2 separate regions of the Mus musculus genome follow, and region 1 is linked to region 2. Evidence: chromatin loops called from intact Hi-C (ENCODE). Cell type or tissue: left cerebral cortex. All regions are shown on one strand. Each heading gives the region's core, and the rest is flanking DNA. Links, peaks and the distances in the headings are about the cores only.

Region 1 (12,122 bases), core at 1,408-9,407, 110 kb after region 2:
AACTTTAATCTAAAACGGAAGGGTTCACTCTAGCTTTCTTCCTCTCCTTCCCTGAAGTCCTCGTGCGGTATTATTTTCCCAGTGTGTTCTGATTTGATCAAGGCTCTCTAAACTAACTCCTCCTCAGTGACACTTGCCCCAGCAGTCATCCTGCGACTGTTGCTGGATGTACAGCACATTCCCTTCCTACTTTGTCTCCTGGCCTCCCCTCGCCATAGATACTTAGTGTTCAATCCTACTTAACTGCTTCTGGGAGGAAAGGAAGGAGGGAGACTCCAACTCCTTGTGGTTCTTGGATCTAGTACACTGTAACAAAAAGGTTCAGAGGAAACCAAGTTTCTAAATCAACTAACAAAGTACCAGGACTTAATGACACATGAGCAGGGATGAAAACTTAAATTTAAGGGAAAGCGAGCAGGGCTGGCAGGACTTTATCTCAGTGGGGAAAGGTGCTTGCCCCTACGCCTAACTGGCATGACTTCAATCCCTTGGACCCACATGGCAGAAGGTGACAACTGACTCTTGGAAGCTGTCCCTTTAACCTGCACATGCAAGCTGTGGCATGCTATGTATGCATACACATACAGACACACATAAAAGAAATAAAATACAATATAGAAATTGCAATGAAAAAACAAAACAAAACAAAACAAAAAAAAAACCCAAGCTAGCAGGATTGGTGGCTCCCCGCGATGGGGAGGTTGAGGTAGAACCACTGCAGGGTCGAGAGGCCACCCTGGGACACAATAAGACCCGGTGTCAGGAAGAATACTCAGAGCTGCCAGCCACCCTGTAAACCAGCCAGTCCTCCACTCTTCCACCAGCACTTAAAGTCGCTTTCTAAGAACTCAGCCGGGCTTCGTACGTCATCAGTAAGTAACTGGAATAGTCGACGATAACTCCCTAAGTAATAAGGCACATGTTGAAAGCGTCTGCTTACCTGTTTCCATGCAAGTCAAAAACATAGATGTTTCCCTGATGGTCCCCAGCAATGAAGGAATCGCCTGAGCCATCAAAAGCCACATTCAAAAACCGCAAGACTTTGGGATGGTATTCAGAAGTGCTGTGAACAATGTTCACTATAATTCTGTCAAAACACAACCATCTAAACGTTACACTCCACACCACATACCGGCTTTTATGTATTGGGTTCTACTGAAGGCTTCCTGCCTGCTTATCCTTCCTACCGATGTTCCTCTTGTCCCTAGAATCAGTCTTAGAAGGATTTCTAAACAGTTCAGAAAGCTAACATTCATTTATTCACTAGATACTAGAAAACTTACTTCATGTCAGAACTGATGAAGCCAGACACTAGGAATAATGGAGACAAGGTTATTTTGTCACTTATAGTTTAGTGGCAAAGACGACAGTAAAAAGGCACATACAAACAGCATTACAACGAATAGGCAACGGGATAGGAGAGTCTTTCTGTGACATAAAACGCTCCACAAAGCGTGAGTTATAGCTCCACCTCTGAGACCTCCACAGTGCCCTGGCAAGTGCGTGTTCTAAGGACTACATGTTCATCGCTGTGTCCCTGAACCTGACCTATAATTCACAGCGCTCACTCCATGCCAGTGAAGTGCTTTACATCATTCTTCGAAAACCCATGAATCAGACTTCTACTCCAATGGTAAGAAGTGGAGTTAATTCCTCAATATTATCCTATAGATACATAGAGTATGCACTAAAGCTATGTGGAAAATTCAACCATTTTAACCTTGAGCTTTAAATTACTCATACACAAACAAACATATAATTAACATAAATATGCAAAAGAAATGGTGTATACATGGGGAAAGATGGATAAATATAAATGCTGCTTGCTGTGCGTGGAGAAGAGCAACACGGGGTAGTTTCTGCCCACTCTGCTTTTCTAGACTTGATATATATTTGTTCGTCATCATGCACTACTTTCACGGGCAAACTTTGTACAGAATGCACAGTGATACTTGTCTAAGTTTACTATTTTTGGAGAATTCCTGTGCCATACATCTGCTGAAAAACTATTTAGAAAACTTACTGGGCCAGTGGGATGGCTCAGCAGGCAAAGATGCTTGCTCCAAGCCTGGTGACCGGAGTTTAATCCCGTAGGCCCCAGTGATGGGAGGAGAGACATGATACCCACAAGTTGTCCTTGTTCTCTGACTTCCACAAATATACCATGCCGTGCACATGGCAAATGTGAGAAAAAACACTTGCAGCCCCAAACGGTTTCTTGATTCTACAGAATTGTGCAGTGATGCGCACCTATAATCCCAGGACTCAGGAAGTGGAAGCAGGAAAACTGAGTTTAAATCCAGCTTCGGCTGCACAGTGAGATCCTATCTCAAAAACAAAAGATGGGGAAACGAAATCATGCATCGTCATTCTGATCTTGAAGACCAGCACAATCCCACCCTGTTTAAAATGACTTTATGTGTGTGCATTCACGCTCACACATGCATGACATGTGGAGGTCATAGGACAACCTACGGGAGTTGGCGCTCTCCTACCATAAGGTACCTAAGGACTAAGCTCAAGAGATCAGGCTTGGCTGCAAGCTCCCTTACCTTCTGAGCCCTCTGGCTAGCCTCCTTCCTTTATTTCAAGAATAGTATTTAATCATGAAAATTTTATCTTTTGCGTATGAATCTTTTAAAAATGATTTATCTTTTGACTGAGCAGTCTGTGCACTGTGCCAGGCCTGGTGCCTGCAGATGCTAGGAAAGGGTCTTAGATTCCCCCTGAGACTTGAATTATAGGAGGTTGGGAGGTACCAAGTGGATACTGGAAATGAAGCTTGGATCTTCTGTAAGACCAGCCAATGCATTTAAGCTCTGAGCCATTTCCCTAGTTCCTTATATGTTGAGTTCTGATATTCCAAATTAAGATCTCATTTTCAAAACTTACAGAAAGATGCTACATGCTACATTGATAAGTGGGTTAAACATTTTCCTCTTGGGCTCACTGGTAAAGCACTTGCCTAAGATATACAAAGCCCTAGGTTGAATCTTCAGCAGTGGAAAAAATTATTTTTCTTCCTGTTTGTCTAAACATAGAGCTTTTTAAACAGATTGATCAGGGATATAGAAAAAAAATCTTACGCTGTTCATCTTTATGGAGTTTCATGGTGTTGAAAGACAAAAATTAATCTTTGCATCGTGGCCCACATCTGGAACCCCAGTGACGGGGCGTTGGAAACATAGACAGTTCCCTGGAGCTAAAGAGATGAGCACTAAGTTCAGTCAGAGTCTATGTCTCAAAAACTAAGGTGAAGAGCACTTAAGGAAGATGCCGATGCTAATCTCTGGGCTTTACAAGCATACCTGCATATACACACATCAACACATACATACATACATACATACATACACATACACATGCACACACACATACACATGCACATGCACACACACACACACACATACATACACACATCAACACACACATGCATACACACACACATATATACATACATACACACATCAACACACACACACACACGTTTTTTATTCTCCTGATATAACTGTCATCCTGGAGGCTTACTGCCTTTTGTTTCTTAACCTAGGCCTAGTCCCCAAAGCTTCTAGCCTCCGGACAACCTAATCTAAACCTAGAATGTTCTCAACCTCTGAGACTTACTGCTGAGTAAGCTCACCCTTTTTAGTTCTTTCTGAGCTCTGCTGGCTGGTTCAACTTAGCTGTCCTGGCTCAAAACTGCTTTCCGAGCTGAAAGGAAAACGCCGAAGAATCTCCACTATTGACAAGATTGTTTATTCAATAGGTCAACGGGTGAATAGCACTGATAAAGGGTGGACAGCCACCAGAAACCACAGTGGCTGGCTGGCTAGTCAAATAAGTGGCTGATCCACTTATAACTGCTTTCAGCTTACAAAAACACTTAGTCTGATTTCTAGGGAAGCAACTAAAAGATAAATAGAAAAGTCTCTTGAGAAACAAACCTCGAGGTATGAACCCAAGTGATACTATGCAGTCCACGCAAACGTAGGTAATCAGAAACACCAAGATCGCTTAGGCAGGCACCATGGGAACCAAAACAAATGGGGGAGGGGGCAAAGACTCCCACTGACGTCACACAAGAGGCTGCGTGTTAAACCCGCTACTCCAAACAGAATAAAAGGAAGCACAGGCGGGTAAAAGTCCCCGCACCAATGACAGGCCCTGCAACACTCACTGCAGAACTTAAGTTTGTTCCAGCGTTGTTCCATAGTGAAAAGCGTGCTTGGCCCACACTAGGCTCTCAACATTACAGGTGTGCAATGTAATGAATGACTTAAGGATGGAGAGCATCGGCTTTTGGAAAGGTAGATGTGCATTGCTTTCTTTGCTCCCATCACCTCCTGGAGTTTTTTTTCCCCCCAACTGGAATAGACATTAATAAATCAAAGCAGGTGGAGTCCTGGCACTCAGCTGAACTGCAAATTCTTTTGCACAAGTCGTAGAGCCTTCTCCTGCCTGCCTCTCACCGTGACCAGGGACCAGATTCTGGGACAACTGCAATCTACGGTTTCCGGAGCTACTTGCTCCTCCTGAGGTCCCAACCCAGGGATGCAGCGCACGGCCAGAGTCAGAATCCCCGGGCCAGCATTCCTCCTCCACGCTTCCCACTTCAGTCTCCCGCAGACCCGCCCCCTCGTCGGTCTCCACAGCCCGCGGCCTCACCCGTCGTGAGTGGCTGGCGATGGCTTGCGGTGCCATATCTTGCCGCTCTCCTTGTTGCCCAGGTCAGTGCTCTGCATGTCGAACCCCGACCCCTACCCCGACTCCGATCCGCGGCTGACCCGGTGAGGGTAACCGTCCCGAGAGCTACCCAGCAGTCCCCGCGCGCCCAACCCGGGAAATTCGAGCGGCCGCCGCGGGGTCTCCGCCCCCAAGGACTGTGCCAATCACGCGGGGGACGCCCCTTCTAGTTACAACCAATCAGGACGGGGATCCGCCCACCTCCGCTCTTGTGGTCCCTCCACTCTGGACAATGGAAACAACCAACGGCTTCTCTCTAGACTCCACCCCTTTTCTGAGGCTTCTAATTCTGCGACCCAAAGGCTTCAGGGAGTTGTAGTTTTCTGAAAACCAAGTCTGGGACTTCAATTCTCTGACACCTATAGGCTCAAACAGACACCAAAAGTGTTTTTCTCCTGAGAGCTTGCTGCCTCCTGCATTTCGTTCTCTATTGCGTTTAGAATAAGAGATTTATAGAAATAACAAAGATGCAAAAGACAAGTTCGTTGAGAAATGGAGGAGTTCCTTTCCTAGAACTTACAGGCACGGCAGAACTCCACAGACCTAAATGAATTCCGCTTTGTTTGGTTTGTTTTTGTTTATTTTTTGCCATACTCATCACGCTTTAATTGCGTAAATTTACAAGATGCTCCCACATTATGGTTTGCAACCCACTCCTCATAATCTAGAAAAGTAAAAAAACGTCAAGAACCAGCTGCACTGGCATCGGAAATCTTTTTCACTTAGCAAAATTCACTCAGTGTTTCTTTAGTGCTTACTACGTGTGGCTGTCCCGCGTGCTTAACAGGCCAACGCACTTAATTCACAGAGAAGCAATTTAGATAATACTTTTAACTCCACTTCAGTGATGTATGAAGTTGCAAGTCGATTTCTAATGAAATCGGTCCACGTTTGGCGTATAAAACAGAAATAATGCCAGGTAGTAGTGGCACACGTCTTCAATCCCAGTACTTGGGAGGCAGAAGCAGGCAGATCTTATGAGGTCAGGCTAGCCTGGTCTACAGAACTAGTTCCAGGATTGCCAGAGTTACACAAAGAAACCCTGTTTCGAAAAACCAAAAACCAAATGAAAAGACCAGAAATGTATTCTCTCAACATTCCGTGTCAACAGAGTCTGGCAACAAAGATTTTCTTCTTTGTCTGGGATAGCCACCTTTTGTTTGTTGCAAATATCTCTTTACTTTTCTCATATATGAAAATAAATGAAAAATCTTAAAGTAAAAATTAAATGAGGTTTTCAAAAGAGAGTGTAAATATTTTTAAGGGAACACGACTTGAGTTCACCACACTGCTAGGAAAGGACCTTTCTCTCCTGATCGGTTTTGAGCTGTAGTCATCTGATGTGTGTATGACTCCTGAGACTTAAGGTGTGTATCCAGACATAGTCAGGCTCTGCCAAAGACTTATCCGATGTGTATGTATGTCTTTCCTTCTTGTTGTTAATGAGGCATGTAATGGTACTTGGTTTATTTATTTATTTATTTGTAATGACACTTGTAACATAGCCTCTGCCCTTTGTCAGCTTCAGTAAGCTTCTTACAACTGCTCCCTCATTAACATAGATCAGCCGCACTTCTGACCCACACCTGCTTCTGTCTCCTGTTCCCTTTGGGGCACTCATGCAAGGCTATTTGAGTCGGTATCTCACAAGGTTCTCTCTAAGTCTCAGAGCTTGACTTGCCATTTACTATGGACAGTTACAGTTGGATTTAGGGTTCACAAGAATAGTCCAGAATGATATTCTTAGATGAAACTCAACTTAAAAAAAAAGATTTATTTATTATTATATGTAAGTACACTGTAGCTGTCTTTTAGACACACCAGAAGAGGGCATCAGATCTCATTACGGATGGTTATGAGCCACCTTGTGGTTGTTGGGATTTGAACTCGGGACTTTTGGAAGAGTAGTTAGTGCTCTTAGCTGCTGAGCCATCTCACCAGCCGGAAACTCCTTAACTTACATCTTCAAAGATTGGTGCATGTGCGCACGTGTGTGTGCGTGTCTGTCTGTCTGTCTGTCTATGTATATGTTTGCTAGGCTTCACGCATACTTCGAGTAGTATGTAGACATATATGAGGGGAGAGGGGAAAGAATTTGATTTGCCACAGATAGGTGCTACTATTATCCCTATTTCCTAGGAAATTGAAGTAAGAGGAAAGCCAAAAGAGAGGCATGATCCTTCTGTTCTTGAGCCCCATGATTTTCAACAACAAAAAAAGCAACCACAAAAGAAATGTTTGGTCAGCAGCATGACACATTCCTATAATACTAGCACTTGGGAGGCTAAGACTGGGTGATTTCAAATTGGAGCCCAGCCTGAGCCACAAAATTTTACTTTGGCTCAGAAAAAAAAAATCCTATGGATCATTAGTCAATAACAGACACATACACACTCTATATATATTCTTAATTTGCATATTTAAAGTATATAATTGTGTAAGTTTGACATAAGTACTCATTGTGAACCTACTACCAAATCAAGAGGATGAACATATCTGTCACCGTAAGACTCCCTCCTGTCTCTCTCTCTTTTTTTTTTTGAGACTCAGTTTCTCTGTATAGTCCTGGCTGTCCTGGAACTCACTCTATAGACCAGGCTGGCCTTGAACTCGGAAATCTACCTGCCTCTGCCTCCCACGTGCTGGGATTAAAGGAATGGGCCACCACTGCCCGGCAACAGCTTTCTTCATGTGTCTTATACACCAATAAAATTAATGTATACAAAGCATCAAAGATTAACAGTAACATTAATGATGATTCCCATGGTACTCAGAGCCCTTAGAGGCGCCACCACGCCCGGCTCCCTCCTGTCTCTTCTTTGTGATCTTTTTCTATCCCCATCCGACTTGGTGTATTGCCACGGCTGGATGTTGTCTGTCCCTCACATTAATTATTTTCTAGACATTTATATAACTGGAATCTTATTCACCCCCTCCTTTTTCTCCTTCATTTGGATTCTTTTTTTTTTTTTTTAAGATTTATTTATTTATTTATTTATTACATGTAAGTACACTGTAGCTGTCTTCAGACCCTCCAGAAGAGGGAGTCAGATCTCATTATGGATGGTTGTGAGCCACCATGTGGTTGCTGGGATCTGAACTTTGGACCTTCGGAAGAGCAGTCCGGTGCTCTTATCCACTGAGCCATCTCACCAGCCCCATTTGGATTCTTTTATATACCATGAGCTTGAAATTGTTATGAAGAGATTCAGTTGTTTTGTTGGGACACCAGTTAGTCATCATTTTCATTGCTAAGTGGTGTTCTATTATATCCGTATGATCTGTTTATCATTCATGAACATTACCATGGTTTCCGGTTTTTCTTCTCCCGAGTAAAGCTGTTATGAACACTCTTTTATTTCTCTGGGAGGTGTTCCTGAGAGTGGAGCCATTGCCTTGTGTGACAGGCATCAGTTTAGCTTTTCAGGAGGCTGGCAGATGTGTTCCACACATGGGTGGTAATTCACACGCGCGCGCGCGCGCGCGCGCGCGCACACACACACACACACACACACACACACACCACCTCAAAGCAGGAGTCCAGGTGCTCCTCGTTGGTAATGAATCTGTCATTTTGGCCACTCTGAGGATATTGCAGTATCCATGGCGATTTTAATTTCTTCTTCTGAAATGGCAAATGAGGCTTAGCATCTCTTTATGCAATTATTTGTGTTCTATGTGAATTCTTGCTAAGTATCTGCTCGAATCCTTTATGCGTTTTTAATTGGATTGTTTGAATTCTTATTATTGTGCTTTGAGACTCATTCATGTAATCCTAAGTACAAGCTTTTCATTGTACATATATTCGCTTTGCAAATATTTTTTTTTCAGTCTGTGGCTTGTTTTTCCACTTTTTAAAAAGGCTGTTTGTCAAACATGATATTAATGAAGATCAGCCTATCAGTGTTTCATATTTGGAGGGGATTTGGGGAATCATCTTTAAGAAACCTTTTCCTATGGAACTGGGGAGATGGCTCAACTGGAAATGTGCTTGCTGTGCTGAGTTCAAACCCCCAGGATACACCAAAAAGGCTGGGCATGGAGGTACACATTTATAATCCTGGTCCTGAGGAAGCAGAGACTGGCAGATCGATCCCAGGGTCTCCATGGCCAGTTAGCCTGGACTACTTACTGAGTTTGACACTTGCCTACATACGCAAGAGTACAAAGGCATGCACCCAGCCAGCACTCTATTCCTCCCATAAACCCTCAACCCATCTCTTTTCACATTCATACTGCAAAACTGCCCTTGGCAACAATAAGAGCAGCAACTGTTAGTATTGAACACATGGCAGGATCAAGAAGCAGGCAGGCACAAGTCAGACGGTAGAAATGCACAAGCTGCCATTGGATGGTGTTTGACTCTTATGCCAAGGATCTAATGGAAATCCCTGTTTTTGTCTATGGGGGGGGTCTTTTGGGGAGTGGGGGTGGGTGGGGAGTGTCCACTTAAAAGAATTTAAGGGTTGAACTGGGGAGATGGCCCAGCTGGTAAACCTTTTGCCATCCAAGTATGAAGACCCATGTTTGAATGTCCCAAACCAGAACAGGAACTGAGCACGGTGGTGTGAGACCTAATCCTGCACTCCTGTGGTGAGATGGGAGGTGGAGACAAGAGAATAACCAAAACTCGTTGGCTTACTTAACAGGGAGAAGTAAGGACAGTTTATCCCAAACAAGGTAGAAGGCAAAGACTGACACCTGAGAGGCTGTCCTCCGACCTACATGCACACACAATGGCACACATATGCACACACCACACACACACTCATATACGTGAACAAGAACACACATGCACGTGCATCCGTCATATGTGCACTGTTAGCATTGTGCCTAAGCTCCGCCCCACAGTTACCTGACAACAGCCAGGTAGGCTTGACTCACTATAAAAGGAGCTTCTTGCTCCCTCCTCTCTCTCTTGTTCTCTCTTGCCCTGGCCTTCCTGCTCCCTCTCTCTCCCAATTCCCTCCCCACCCACCCTGCTCCATGTGCTCACGGCCAGTCTCTACTTCTCTACTCTCTTTCTTTTTGCCTTTCTCTGCCTCTGTTACCCTCTTAACTCCCCTTCCCATAGCCTGAATAAACTCTATTCTATACTATATCATAACTGGTCCCTCAGGAGGAAGAGATGCCTCAGTATGGGCCCACCAAGGCACCCCCTTCCTCTATACCTCACCACACATCCACCATCCTCCTCTCTTTGTCTTTTTATAAAACACAAAAACATATACACAAAATTAAAAATAAGGAGTCTGAGCTTGAGACGGGGGAGGGGAGGGCCTGTCATCCCCAGTAAGACTGAAGTGGAATTGGAATCGGATAGGGCAGTCACTGAACAAGTCACTGCAAGCAGGCAACAGCTGTCTTGACACTGATATGTTGTGTAGGAAGGCTGACGTTGGGAAAGAAGCAGTTGTGTTTCATCAGTACAAGGTCTGTGTCTGGCTGCCAGCTGATGCAAAACCAGGCAATGTTTCTCATTCCGTTGATGACTCAGCTCTGTGACCTTGTGAGAGGGTGGAGAGAGGCAGAAGCCACTGTAGGCAAATTATGATATGGGCCACTTCCCCCACTTTTTTTCAGATGAGTCAGAAACAAGAGAAAGAGAGGGGGAGGGATTGAATATTTATGCCTAGGTGTTCTCATAAAACATGCACGAAAGCAAGCAAGAGTGACATTTCATGTAGAATGGAAAGGATTTGGCACTTAAGCTGAAATTGTACAGTATCCCGGGATGGGGCAGAAATGCACTGCCTATCTCGACAGGCAGGAAGTCCGTGTCCACATAGAAGACAACTGGTGACATAGATGGGGGCAGGGGTTCTTTTTGCTGTTATTTGTTTTGTTTTGTTTTGTTTTTCAAAGCAGAGTTTCTCTGAGTAGCCCTGGCTGTCCTTGATCTTGCTCTGTAGACCAGGCTGGCCTCGATCTGCCAGTCTCTGTCTCTGGAGTGCTTGGATTAAAGGCATGGGCCATTGCACTTAGTTTAGATTGGGCCAGACAGAAAAATGATCCTCCACCCACGCTATTGGGGGCATTAATACACAGCAGCTCAGGAAAGTTCTCTTGATCAAGGCTAAACCTTCAACATTACATTCTGCAGTTTCCAGCTCCCAAGTCAGGATGTTGGAAATATTTCCTGTGGCACTGAATAATTAGCCCGCCTCACAGGCTTCTAACAGCATCTGCGGGCTCAGAGGACAAGCCATCAATCAGGCACAACAGGACGCTAGTAAACCAGGAGTAAAGCCCCTGTAATTGCTATAAGGAAGGAAGACACTCTGATTGAGGGAAGTGTTAATTATCCAGGAAACTGTTCCGGGGTTTAGTGCCCCAGTTGGAGAAGTGTGCAGAGAAGCCATCCACCCACGTAGAGATGACCTAGAAGAAAGCTGTACCTAACCCCTCGTCTCCCAGGTTGTGGCATCTCAACTGCTATCCAGCATCTCTCATTTTCTATGTATTCTGTGCATGCACTCCAAGGGGAGGGGTCAATTTCAAGTATTGTTCCTCTGGCACTGTTCACCTTACTCTTAGCCATGGGGGGGGGGGGCTCTCTTTGACCTAAAGCTAACCAGGGCTGAGATTCCAGATATGTATCACCATGCTCGGCTTTTTGCACGGGTCCTGGGGATTGCAAACAGGTCAACACGCTTGCAAGAGAAGGACTTTATAGACGATGCTCCCTCGCTGGCTTGGTTTCTGCTGTTTTAATGCACTGGTGAGCTTGGGGAATACCGGAAACACTTTCTAGTGAGCAAAGGAAGAGATAGGGTATCCAGCGAGCTATTTGATTGAACCGACAGACATTAGAAGAGTGTTGTCTTTTTTAGCAAAGTCCAATGCCAGCAGCTCAGACTACCTACCTAACTCTGCAGAGAATCCTATGCAAAGGAATGAGAGGGAGGGCAGCCAATGGGCCCTACATTGATTGGCATCTGTGGATCCACTGTTTTTCATTTCCTCGGGGCTTTTAAAAACAATCACTTGCTTTTTTATTTTAAATACCATGGGACCTTGTATCTGCATTGTACATTAAGTAGAGACCTCCCATTCGGTATCCCCTCTGCTTTGCTGCTCTTCTACCAACTTAGACTGACCCGCTTTTTTATCTTATTTGGAAAATATGGATTAGAAACTTAGACACGGGACTAAGCATACCCGTGTTCTTTGAATCCTCAGTTTATAAGGACTCTAACTTTAGGCAAAGAATTTAATGTCTCTGTGTCTTGATTACTTCATCTGTAAAAATTGGGATAATAGTGGTACTTACCTTGGAATTGTGAACGAGTCAGAACAGTGTCTGGCATGCATGTGGGTGATGGGCATCAGGAAAGCCCTGCTCAAAAGGGTACCATACTGTAAATGTTCAGCAGCTG
Region 2 (12,122 bases), core at 2,716-10,715:
CATGCGGAGGACAACTCACAGGAAATCTGAGGAGGAGATTAAGTTCTCTTGACCCATGCAGTACTTACAGATGCCTCAGGTTTATAATACATACAACCTGGGCCTTTGGGTGTTCCCATTTTATATGAAAACATTTTCTAGTTAAGGTTTTTTTGCTTTCTCTCCTCAGGAAAGCAAAGCCACCAACACAGACCATCTGACCGTGGTGCTCCACCTCCACCTGGCCGTCTTTTCCAGCCTGCAGAGCCGGGAGCACACGATCCTCTGCCTGCACAAGCTGATTGCTTTGCACCCGCTCAACCCGTGGAGCTGGTGTAAGCTGGCAGAGGCATACCTGAGTCCAGGGCCCGGCCTGCCAGCAGGCGTGTCACCGCAGGGACAGAAGAGTTCTGCCTCAAGTGACAAGGCCGTCGGTCCCTCCTCTGTACACTCGGGAACAGGCTCTCTTTTGTCTTTGCCCACGACCTTGCCTGAGAATGCACTGCTCTCCGTGGAAGCGAGTGGTAGTGCTCAGGAGAATATGCCTTCCCTGGCAAGGCGGAGGGAAGAGGCACAGATGGAGGCTCGGAGGAAAGCATGCGCCTCTCTGCTCCGCGCCAGGTAAGCTGGGGAACACATGGCAGCAGCACACAGGAGCCTGCAGAAAGGCTGCTGCTTTTCTGTTCGTTTTTTTAAGTGAGGAAAGAGTTCTTTAAATAAAAATGTAAAATTAGCATACGTGGTAGGTAGGGATGGAGGAATCCTGTACGTGGCTGGTGAGAATTTAGACGAGTGCAGCCAAACATATATCAGAGTGGGTTCAGAAAGGCCCAAGTTGGGGCCTGGTGTGTACTCCTTCAATCCCAGCACTTGAGAGGCAGAAGCAGATAGACTCTGTGAGTTTGAGGCCAGCCTGGTCTACAGAGTTTCAAGACAGCCAGGGCTATGTAGAGAAACCCTGTCTCAAACAAACAAACAAACAAACATACTCCAAAACAAAAAACAAAAATAAAACTGCTGTATGCCCCAGCTGGGCACTCGTGGGCACTTGCCTGAAGCAGTCATGTCTGAGGCCAGCGTGCCACAGAGATACTTGTGCATCCATGTTTCTCACTGTTCTGTTTACAGTGATTAAGAAATGGACACGAGGATTTCTAATGTCCTGTTAATATGAGAAAACTCAGCCATCTGGGAAATGAACACCAAACCACAACAGGACAGGAACGAATATTAAAACACTTCATAATGCCTGGTAGAGGCCCAGAATCTCAGCACTTGGGAACCTGAGGCAGGAGTTTCATGATCACTATGTAGACCAGGCTAGCCCCTGGCTCATAAAGATCCACCTACCTCTACCTCCTGAGGCCTGGAATCAAAGGTGTGTGCCACCATGCCTACTGACTTCCTTTTATTCACATATGCCAGGCACTTGCTTGGTGCAAGGATCATAAAGATGATTTAAAAAAAAAAAGCAAAAACGAGACTCGTTCCTTGCAGCAGTCACTGTGCTGAAGAAAATATACATGTAGGCAGGGACTGGCACACAGCTGCTGAGGGCTATGTCCTAGTGTGAGCAGAGCGCCATGGAGACCAACCGAAGGAAGAACCAGCCTTTCTGGGGCTGTGCTCCCACTGAATGTCCCAGGGATGAGTGCTTAGCAGCGGGCCACCAGGTACTGGGTGCTTTGTCCACACTCCTTCGTATTGTCCCTTGTGATTTGGGGCTGCACGCTGAGATCAGCTTATGGCCCCAAAGTCCTATGTCTGTGCAGTCCGCAGTTCTTTGTGTTGTCTTGCTCACCCATGTACTGTTCGTCAGGTGAGGAAGGTGTGCTCTTGTGCTTGGTGATATATATAGAGAAAGCTTGGCTAAAAGGCCTAGGAGCAGTCACATCTTCTGGTGGTGTCTTAGGTAGGGTTTTTATTGCTGTGAAAAGACATCATGACCACAGCAACTCTTATAAAGGCAAACATTTAATTGGGGCTGGATTACAGTTTCAGAGGTTTAGTCCATTATCATCATGGCAGGCAACATGGCAGTGTGCAGGCAGACATGGTGCTGGAGAGGTAGCTGAGAATTCTAGTTTAGGCAGGCAGCAGGAAGAGAGACACTGGGCCTGGCTTGGACTTCTGAAACCTCGAAGCCCACTCACTCCCAGTGACATACTTCCTACAGTTCCTAAAGAGTGGTCACACCTACTCCAACAAGGCCACAGGTCCCAATCCTTGGAGATAATGCCTCCCTGTGTGAGCCAGTCTCATGCAGAGCACCACAGGTGGCAGGAGTAGCAATGTGGGAGAAGCCCAAGGGAGCTGTGAGCCGCAGTCCCAGGCAAGGGGATCACGGGGTCTGAGCCAGCTCTGACTCTAATGGACTCTGAGTAATGGCTGATGTGGAGCGCATGAGTCTGGAATGCTCTGATGGCCAGCTGTCTGGCCTTGCACAGTTATGGACTCTGAGCTCCAGGTTCCTCCCCTTGCTGGATGGAGGAATGGGGGAAATGTCTACAGCCTGCGGTTGTGGAGGTAAAGTCACCTCAACCCACTGAAGCTGCATGGTCTGTGACAAGCAATTGGTAAATGCCAGTAAGAGCACTTCCATCGTGTCTGGCTTTTTATTAGCTTGAGACTCTACCATTTCTCCTTGTGGGTTGGTTTTGAGGCAGTGCTCACTGTGTAGCCAAGGCTGGCCTGGAACTTTCGTGCTCTGTCTTTAGCCTTCCCAGTGCAGGGAATACAGCCATGTGCTGCCACCCTGGCTTAGGTGTTATCTTAAAGATTCCATCCTTCTCTTGAAGGCCCAGAGAATAGTCATAAACTTTGAGTTGGAGTGTGATCTGAGCTGTGATCCAGAGAGGGAAGGTGGGCTAGAAGAGGCCATTTGGAGCTGTTGGAGAGACGAGTGGAGAGGCGATGATCACCAGGTGGGATCCGCCCTGCGATAGTGCAGTACTAGTAAAAGTAGAGCATGGCGTCATTGCAGTGTGGATAGATGGGATTGGTGACCAGCTAAGGTATGGAAGGGGATGAAGAGGAGGAGGAGGAAGAAGAAGAGAAGGGGGAGGAGGAGGAGGAAAGAGGAAGAGGAGGAAGAGGAAGAAAAGAGATGAGGAAGAGAGAGGAACAGAGGAGAAGGAAGAAGAGAAGGAGGAGGTGGAGGAGGAGGAGGAAGAAGAAAAAGGAGGAGGAGACTGGGTGCCCTGGGTGCAGGGGCGGATTGGCGCTGTTCGCTGAGGTGGATCATGCCAGTGGATGGGCAGGGCAGATGCAGGATAAAGAGATGAATGACTGCAGCTTGATGTACTGAGAACGTGATGCCCTTGGAACGCCCAGCCAGAGCCCCTCATTAGGGAGAGGGGGCTGAACTCAGAAGAACAGAAGAGTGAGTGGAGACACCAGGCTAGGATCACTGGGGACATTCATAGTAAGGCGGTTGTGAACTGGCCGTTTGAGGTTTGACCCTGTTTTGGTACTCATATCTGCCAGCAAAGCTAAGCACACCTTGAGGTCCAGGCTCTGTGGAGACAGCAGATGTCAGCATCCCAGGAACAGACTATGTGTCTGGGCTGGCTTTGAGCTGCTTCTCAGTGAGTGAATTATTTTTGCTTTCAGCTACCTGATAGCTGTGTCAGCCCTCTGACCTGGTCCTTTCTCAGGAAGGCAGCTGTTCAGAATGGAAGCTGTAGGCACTCAGGGATGATGCTAGTGAGGCCAGCAGGACTTCTGGCAGCTTAGTGCCCAGCTCTGGCTGAGCTCCTGCTCCCTGCTGCCCTGTGGCTCAGGTCCCTATAGCAAAGCCTCTCCCACTGAGACTTTCTCTTTCCTCAGGCTCCTGCTTCAGCTCGCCCAGTCTCAGCAAACATCATTCGCGTTGGAGAAGAACTTGAGGACTCAGCAGGAAATTGCAGGGAAAGTGAAGGACTTCAACTTTAGGGAAGATACTTTGCTGTTGATGGAGGAGGTACGGTTCCCCTCGGGGTTGTAGAGGGCAGCGAGCGTCACTGTGATTTTGTGCTGTTCCCATAACAAAACCAGATCTCATCTCATTGTGAAGGACCTCTGTCCCCCTCCACTGTGTGCCTCTGGGTTTCCAAGTCACCAGAGTGGTCCTCCGTCATTCACTTGCTGTATCCCTGCTTTCTGATTCTCATGCCTGCCCACATGAGCATCCTAAGTAACATGCCCACCATATTTCCACATTGTTTCAATGTGGAATTCACTGGGTAATAAGTCTTTCGCTGGAGATTTGAGCCCAGGACCTGTACATGCTAGGCAATCAGTATTCCACCGAGCTAGCCATGGTGCTGGACTTGACACTAATGGGTGAGTGTCCGCAGTTGAGCAGGACTTTATGTAGCTTCCCTCCTCCTCTCCTAACAGCAGTGATGGGGAAGACAGGTAGGGCTGGAGGAGGCCTAGAGAGGATGCAGCTGCCTGAGGTTAGGGCCAGAGGCAGCATAGGCCAGCCATGAGAAGTGTCCTCTCGCTCCATCCACCCTGTCACCTTGATGTCTACAGAGAGGTGCAGATGCCATTTTTAAGCCTCTGCCAGCCCTTTCTGTCGCTGGCTTTCTGTGAAGATCACGGCTGAGGATAGCAGTGGGAGACTGTGTGCTTCAGCTCTTCTGCTCCCAGTACAATGACCTCTGTGGCCTCCAGAGAAGTTAGAGCTGTAGATTGCAATTCAATTCAATATTCAACATTGCAATTCAATATTTAATCTTAGGTTTGTGCATGCTAAAATCAGATGTGTGCCGTGTCAGTGAGCTCCATTGCTAATCCAGTGTATGGACCGTGGTGTTCTCCTCCCGTGATACTTTACATGTGTCCCATGTTCAGGGATCCCCAACACCCCCTTTCAATGTGTGGGTAAATGCACGTGTGTGGAGGTGAGGGAGAGGCCAGGTCCCCCGTTGACTTTGCGTTTGCTGTGTAGGCCCTGCTCAGGAGCTTCCAGGGACCCACCTGTCTCTGCCTCCCATCTGTTTTCACAGGGATTGCAGGGGCTTACCTCCATGCATGCTTTTTCACGGGTTCCCAGGATCAAAAGCAGTCCTCAGGCACATAAGGCGGGTGTTTTACTGTCTGACAATCCCTCGGCCACCGCTTCTCACTGTTTTGCCCTGGCCGGCCTCAGAGTGGAAGCTCAGCTTCCCAAGGAACTGCCTTTAAGATAATGACTTCTAGTGTTTTAGACTAGGCTTGCTTTCATATACCTTTACTATCAGCACGTGATAGGCAGAGGCAGGTGGATCTCTGTGAGTTCAAGACCAACCTGGTCTACATAGTGAGTTTGAAGCCAGCCAGAATGACATAGATGCCTCTAAATAAGTAAAAACCCGAGAAGCCAGCCTTTGTGAGTCATGTCATTATGATGCTGCTGAAAGAAGACGTCACGCTGTTGACATGTGACATATCAGGTCACGACTTTAGAGACACTGAGTGCAGCAGTGAAGCCCCCAGAGCTGATGAATTAGTAAGGTTTAATAAGAAGCGCAGCATCTTGGTGACTGTGTGATGTGGGGCTGTGGAGGTGGCTCGGTGGGAAAAGCTCTTAGCTGCAAGCACAAGCCCCAGGACCTGAGTTCTAATCCCCAGCCTCCACATAGAAGCCAGGCATGGTTGCAGATACCTGGAACCCTAGCACTGGGACAGAGAAGGTGGGTCCTGTGCGCTTGCTGGCTGGCCAGCCTAACTGAACAGCCAGTTTAAGGCTCAGCAAGAAACCATCTCAAGGAAATCAGGCAGAGGGTGACTCAAGAATTCCTCCTTTGGATTTGGTATACACAAGCAAGGGTGCATATGCCACACACAAGCACACACCACACATGTGTGCACACACACTAAGCCTGTAGTCTGTGAAGAGCCATTCTTTGGTTGTACTTGTAGTTTTCATGGCCACATTAGATGTAGGAGGAGCCATAAATTAGTGTCTTGAGTGCCTTGTCCAGCATTCTTGCTGGCTGATGTGTAAGTTCTCACGCTTTGAAAGCTTGTTAGGACCTCCTTCTCCTCGCTGCTGCTACTCATTACCAAAGGACCACTTACTGAGCTTACAGAAAGGCTTCTTGGAACTTAAGTTTGAATTGTCTCATCGATCCTGGGATTGAGTCTGTGTGACTGCAGTTGCAACTATGACCAGGAGGGGGCAGTATTGTGCCTCTAGGGGGATGTGCTATGGCCCTGAGAGACCCTTGGCTGTGTAGGGTTGGTGTTTTTTTCAGGTCTGAAAGAGGTTGACATAGCAACCTGTTGCTTGGATCTTCACTGTCTTCAACTTCCTTGGGGGAACCTGGGCAATATGGATTCGTGTCTCACATCATACCTGTCTGAGCTCTGCCCCTACCTTTCAGCCCCAGCCTCTCACCTGGAGGGAGGAGCCCACAGCTACACTGTCAGACTCAGAACAGTCTTTGGCACAGAAAGGTTGATTCAGTGCTCCCCGGAGCCCAGGCGGAACAGCTGCCATCTTAGGACTCAGGATTCTCGGAGAATGAGAACGGAAACAAGGCGGGTGGCATCCCTGACACTGGGACCAGGGCCCCTCCTGTGGTGCAGCGCCTCCCTCAGGGCTTCAGTGTGAAAGGCCGTTCAGCTGGTAAATGATCTCTGTTTTCTGCCTCTGTGACTGGGATAATGCTTTGTTTTTTCCTCTCCTCGTGCTGATACAGGCTATGGGGGAAGACATTGTCCCAGAAAAGATAAAAGAGGAGCTTCATTCGGAGGTGAAGTGTGTGGGCCCCGGAGCCCTGACTGCCATGGTGGTTGCGTCCTCCAAAGAGTTTGAAGACAAGTGGTTCAGAAAGATCAAAGACCATTTCTGTCCCTTGGGAAATCAGTTCCACGTGGAGGTTGAGATCATCGCTTAGGAAACCAATCCCGAACCTGAATATCCTTGTTTACTTAGATCTGTGCAATCATGGAAAGCTCAAATAAAGAGGATTCTTTATATTGTTTATACAAAACTCTCTCCCAGGTAATTTCAGCTGCTCTCAGCTTTGTTGTTTGTTTGTTTGTTTTGTGTCCTTGACGCCCTCAGTGCTGTCTTTGTAGGCCTCTGCCAAGTTCGCAGGCACCTGTTGGGAATGTAAATGCAGAGGCTGTGCTAGGTTTTGCTGTTGCTGCTGCTGACATAGCAGCTTTAAGGGTTGATGGAGACTGATGGTTTCAAAGAGCAAGGCTCAGTCTCCGTGGCCAGGAAGCAGAGGGAGACAGAGAAGGGTCTGAAACAATGCCGCCCTCAAGGACATGCCCGAAGTGACCTGCTTCCAGCTAGACCATCACCTAACATTCCCACTCTCTCCGTGTAGTACCCACCAGCCGGGCACCAGGACTTCAACAGTCTTAGATAGTCAACAGGGAGGATATCTTCTATTCAAGCCTTAGCAAAAGACTTTTTAAAATTGTTTGGGTCCATTGAAAACAGTTACTATGTTGCAAGAAGCAATTGCTCAAGTGTATCCGTTAGGAATGACCAAAGAATGCTGGCATGTTAAGAGTACATAGGCTGAGTCAGGAACTGCAAACAGGTGTTAGCCTACTTGCAGGCTTCCTGGATGCTGGCAGAAGATGGGACACTCCTGAGTCAGAGACCGGATTCCTACCCTACAGGACCAGCAAGCCAGATGAGCCTGAGAGTATCCGCGCTGGCTGCTTTTGTTTCCAGGTCCTAAGGAGGCTGGCTGTACATGTGGGCACACACGGATGCATCCTGTCCCACGGAATGTGCAACACTGCCTCCTGTAGCTTACACATGCCAACTTGCCCTACAGGGTTTAGGAAGCCCAGGCTGCTGGAATGATGTGTGTGCCTGCCTCTTGGACTCCTGTTCTTGCTATGCAGACATCCTGAAAGATGTCTGGAACAAGCATTTGCTCAAAAGACGCAGGAGCCAGGGACAACCCAGATCTCTGTCTCCTTTAGCCACATAGACCACAGTCCCTAACATCTTCTGCATGTACAAAGGGCCATTTTCTTACTCAAGGAATTACCCAGGACAGAATTACTCTTTGTAGTGGAAGGAATAAGGTGAGCCTCACCTTGTGTTGTTGCTTACTTAGACTTTCATGGAGAGATGACTCCAGCCCTTGACAACGGGTGCAGCCCCCAGGATTCCTCTTTGATCCTTCCCCTCACTCCCCTCAGACAAGGGGCTGACGGTGCTGAGTGAGGACGCTCAGGGAGTTGGTCAGTTTGACCAGCAAGTGCAAGTTCAGGTTCTCAAACGGGAAACAGAGGACCACAATTAACAGGCGCTGCGGTTTTGGAACCTGTCAGCAAAGGAGCACCCGTCCAGCCATCCCTTCCTGAGCTATGTTACTTGCTACTCACTGTGTGATTCCTAGGAGACATGGGCTGGAGCCGGTGGTCTAGCAGAGGACTGCTCTCAGGGACATAAACTAACATGGCTTACCATGCCCCTCACAGTGTAGCTGTGGCCATCTGGAACTCTCCTGTCCACATTTCTTTCCCATTAGCCTTTCTAAGGGTACCCCCCCTCTCCATCTTTATCAGATAGCTAATTCACAGGTCCCCACTAAACATTGGCTTTTTAAATAATTGCTGGTGTTTCTGCTTTTCCTAGAAGCTGACATGCCTGCCTGCCTGCCTCTTCTCTTTCTGAGGCCGAGCCCCTTTGCCCTGGTTATCTGGCTTTCCTGGAAATGTTCCCAGCCCCGGGCGCAGCTCCATCCTTGCTCCTTGTGGACTTCACCTGCGCTCTATGCCTCCAGTTCTCTGGTCTCCCTCCTGACCTCCTACCCACACCCGGTGGCCTGGTGGTTTCCACGTCTTGTGTACAGCTCACTCCTACCTCACCTTTCAGTCAGTGCAGGGCTGATGTGAGGACCAAGATCACTGACATCCAGAGCCTCAGCTGTCACTGAGGGCGGGAGGGGCACCGGGAGGACAGGGCGCCTGCGTTTCGTCACTGGAGTTCCCCCACAGCATTTCCAGGACAGATGGGGAAGGTAATGAATGGACAATGACTCTGCTGGAGAGGAGGCGTCCCTGTGTACTCACACATCACCTGCTTGCCAAAGAGTGAATCACTGGGAAGTGAGTGAATGGTGACACAGGTGAGGGTGTCTGCTCTCCAGCAAGGGTGGGACGCTCGGTTGGCTACTTCCCTCGTTGCAGTAACCGAATACCTGACAGGAAGCAATCTATTGAAAGAAGGAGGGGTTTCTTTTGGCTCACAGTTTGAGAGCACAGTCTTATCATGGCAGTGAAGACCTGGTAGCTGGGGTTGGGGTAACTGGTCGGGTTGCACCTGCAGTCAGGAAGCAGAGGGAGATGAACATATGTGCGTGCGTGCGTGCGTGCGTGTGTGCGTGTGTGCGTGTGTGCGTGTGTGTGTGTGTGTGTGTGTACACATGCGCGCTCGCATGCGCTCAGCTCACTTTCTCCTTTCTTTTAGCAGCAGGACACACTCAGCATGAGTTTCAGTTTCGATTCCAGATCCTCTTTCCTTGGCAATGACGATAAGCTGTCATGGACAGCTATATTCGTAGATGTCCTCACTTCAGCCCTTCCTCCCAAACAGGATGTCCTACTAGTTATTTGAGCTGGTAAATGTCTTCGGCCTTTCACACTCTTATACATCTACAAACTTTAGATTGGAGCTACGATCTTACCAAGGTCAAGGTCATTCTCAAAGTTGCCCCGAAGGCTGTGAAGTCCTACCCGGTGGCCTCCCTGCCCACTGTGTTTACACTGCTCCTGTTGGGTTTCTCTGTATAGCTATGGCTGTCCTGGAACTCACTTTGTAGACCAGGTTGGCCTTGAACTCAGAAATCCACCTGCCTCTGCCTCCCAAGTGCTGGGATTAAAGGCTTGCGCCACCACTGCCCGGCTAAGGGAGGGAGTATTAACGATACTCCTACCGGGATCCTACGTCCCAGGACCATCTCTTTTGTTTGCCGTTTCTGGTGGAGCCCAGCTTCCCCACTGCCACCTTTCTTCTAAAGGGTCAGTCTCTGTACCAACTTGAGGCACAGAGGGCTTATAACTCAGAAGCCAGTTCCTGCTGAACCAAGCCACCCGTGTCACAGATGTCTCCAACACCCGTGCAGTATGACATTTAATAAAAGATGAGCTTCGCTTTGGGGAAATCGTGGGTCATACACACCTCTAGCAAATGAATACAAGCTAATGTTTACAGAGAGATGGTTTTAAACAGGAGCCTTCTCAAAAAATGTAATCTCAGAAAATAATTTGCACCCGGTTTTCTAGGGCTTTGGGGCTTGATAGGAAAGCAAGCGAACCAGCAAAGAAGCAAAGAGGGGAAAATAACCCCCCCACCCCCACCCCCGCAAAGCTCTGCTGCTGCGGGGTTGCACACCCATCACATCAGGGGCAGCCTTGCGGGCATATGGCTGTTTCTCCCTCCCTGATTCTGTCTTCTGGCTGAATCTAACCTAGGTTAGTGTTTTGGACCCAACAAATTTAACGGGAATTCCCTGAGCAGGCCAAATGACAGGCCAGTGACCCGCAGCTCAATTCTACCTTCCCAAATTGTCCCTTGGAGCTGGGGGGCGGGGCTGGAGGCGAGCATGGGGGAATTGGAGGCCCGAGGTGGGTAGAAGATACTGTGTATTTCCCTTATTCTTTTTTCCTCGTAGGTCCTGGGTGGCTTCATTCTACGAGGCTTTGGTCCAGTGTTGGTGCGGCCTCCTTTTTGAAAGGGCAGACCAGACTCTTCCTCAACCCATGTCCACTGCCTGGCAGGGTCTTCCTGCCTAATGTGTGACCGGCTTCTCACTTTTATCCCTCAACACCTGTGTTTCCTCAGCCCCAGCTTTGTCTCCCTGCCCTTCTCCCTCAGGCTAAGAACGCTCAGGGAACATAGCGTGGCAGCTCTGGGATCTTGGTGCCAGCATACCAATTCTTTGAGTCAGGAATATATTGCTGTCTCCTGGAGATGGAACACATGTGCCAGGCCCTCTAGAGCAGCAGTTAGGTCTGGCCTCCCGGGCCCAGCCCTGCAGAATGTGGAATAGAACATTCAGGAAGGTGATGATTTCCGACATGTGTCTCGATCTATAGTAACATGTGTTACCATGACAGTGGGGACTCCCAGAGCAGTACTCTTGGCTCTGTCTCTGGCAGAAGCGTCCCTGACCCGACTAGGAAGAGATGATTCATATTTAGGACAGCCCTGGGTCTTTCCTTTAGCTTCAGGGCCACTGTGTATTTGAGGAATAGCTGCTGGAAGTAACCCTTTTGCTGCTGGTGGGGATACATTTTTGCTTTGTTTTGGATAGTGCTTTGCTACAAGGCCTAAGCTGGCCTGGAACTTGTTATATAACCCAGGCTGGTAAACCTGATCCTTCTGCCACAGCTTCTCTAGAACTGGGATTATATTATATTATATTATGTTATATTATGTTATTATATTAATTATTTCACATTACAGACAGGTGCCACCATGCAGAGTGAGACATACTTCAAATCAGGGAATGCTCTGTGAAGAGACCTGGCTGAGGTGACTCAGCTTGCAGCTTGTGAAGAGACCTGGCTGTGGTGACTCAGCTCGCAGCTGTCCCTGTGCAGGGCTGGAGAGGGACGGGATCCAGATCAGTCCAGGTTCTGGGGGGAAGGGAGCCAAGTGGCAAAGGTAGGAAAAGCACCTTGGGGTGGATAAGCCAGGGTTCCTCTGGCACCTGAACCTCCATCAAAGGCCTGCTAGTCAGTGACTAAGAGGTCTGCCCTACATCCCCAGGGAAAGGAAGGCCCTAACCCTAGTACCTTAGAATGTGACTATTTCGAAGCAAGACCTTTAAATCCACGGTATCAAAATCTATACTAGTTAAGAGTCTCCACAGAAACAGAACCAAGAAGAGAGAAGAGGAAGAGACGGAGATGGGGAGAAAGACAAAAAGAACGAAAAGGCCAATAAAAACACTGGATCACATGATAATGGAGACTGGCAAGTCCCAAGATCTTCAGGCTCCTTCTTCAAGAGCCAACAGTGTAGTTTCTAGGTGTAGGCCACAGGCTCAAGGCCAGAGAACTGTTTTAGGTCAGGTTAAAAAAGAAAAAAATTAGCGCTTTAGGTTGAAGGCCAACAGACTGGAGGAATCCTGTCTCGACTGTGGAGGGGTGGCTCTTTCTATTGTGTTTGGCTTCAGCTGACTAGATGA

Evidence for each region. Hi-C counts contacts between places; a loop is a spot of excess contacts. Peaks named below come from ENCODE experiments on the same cell type or tissue, not always from the same donor. Only the 100,000 strongest peaks of a DNase experiment are listed, where the experiment ranks them.
Region 1: a loop joins it to region 2, with 1.9 times the contacts of the local background. A loop is called at or near these places in 6 of 42 quality-filtered maps.

Annotation. Positions count from the first base shown.
Region 1 is chr15:57,904,935-57,917,056 of GRCm38, reverse strand. Tbc1d31 (TBC1 domain family, member 31) reads right to left here and starts at 4,858. Exons shown (of 21, transcript NM_001081396.2): 1 at 4,666-4,858; 2 at 941-1,087. The coding sequence starts at 4,742. In left cerebral cortex, for the core only: a CTCF peak has its summit at 5,111; DNase peaks (open chromatin) are centred at 2,006, 4,059 and 4,934; H3K4me3 peaks cover 1,601 bases; H3K27ac peaks cover 648 bases.
Region 2 is chr15:58,017,092-58,029,213 of GRCm38, reverse strand. It overlaps 9130401M01Rik (RIKEN cDNA 9130401M01 gene), which reads left to right. Exons shown (of 6, transcript NM_029418.4): 4 at 170-600; 5 at 3,808-3,940; 6 at 6,651-6,944. The coding sequence ends at 6,848. Among named protein-coding and RNA genes, the nearest start is that of 9130401M01Rik, 11 kb to the left of the region's middle. In left cerebral cortex, for the core only: a CTCF peak has its summit at 6,101 (motif pointing right); a DNase peak (open chromatin) is centred at 6,124.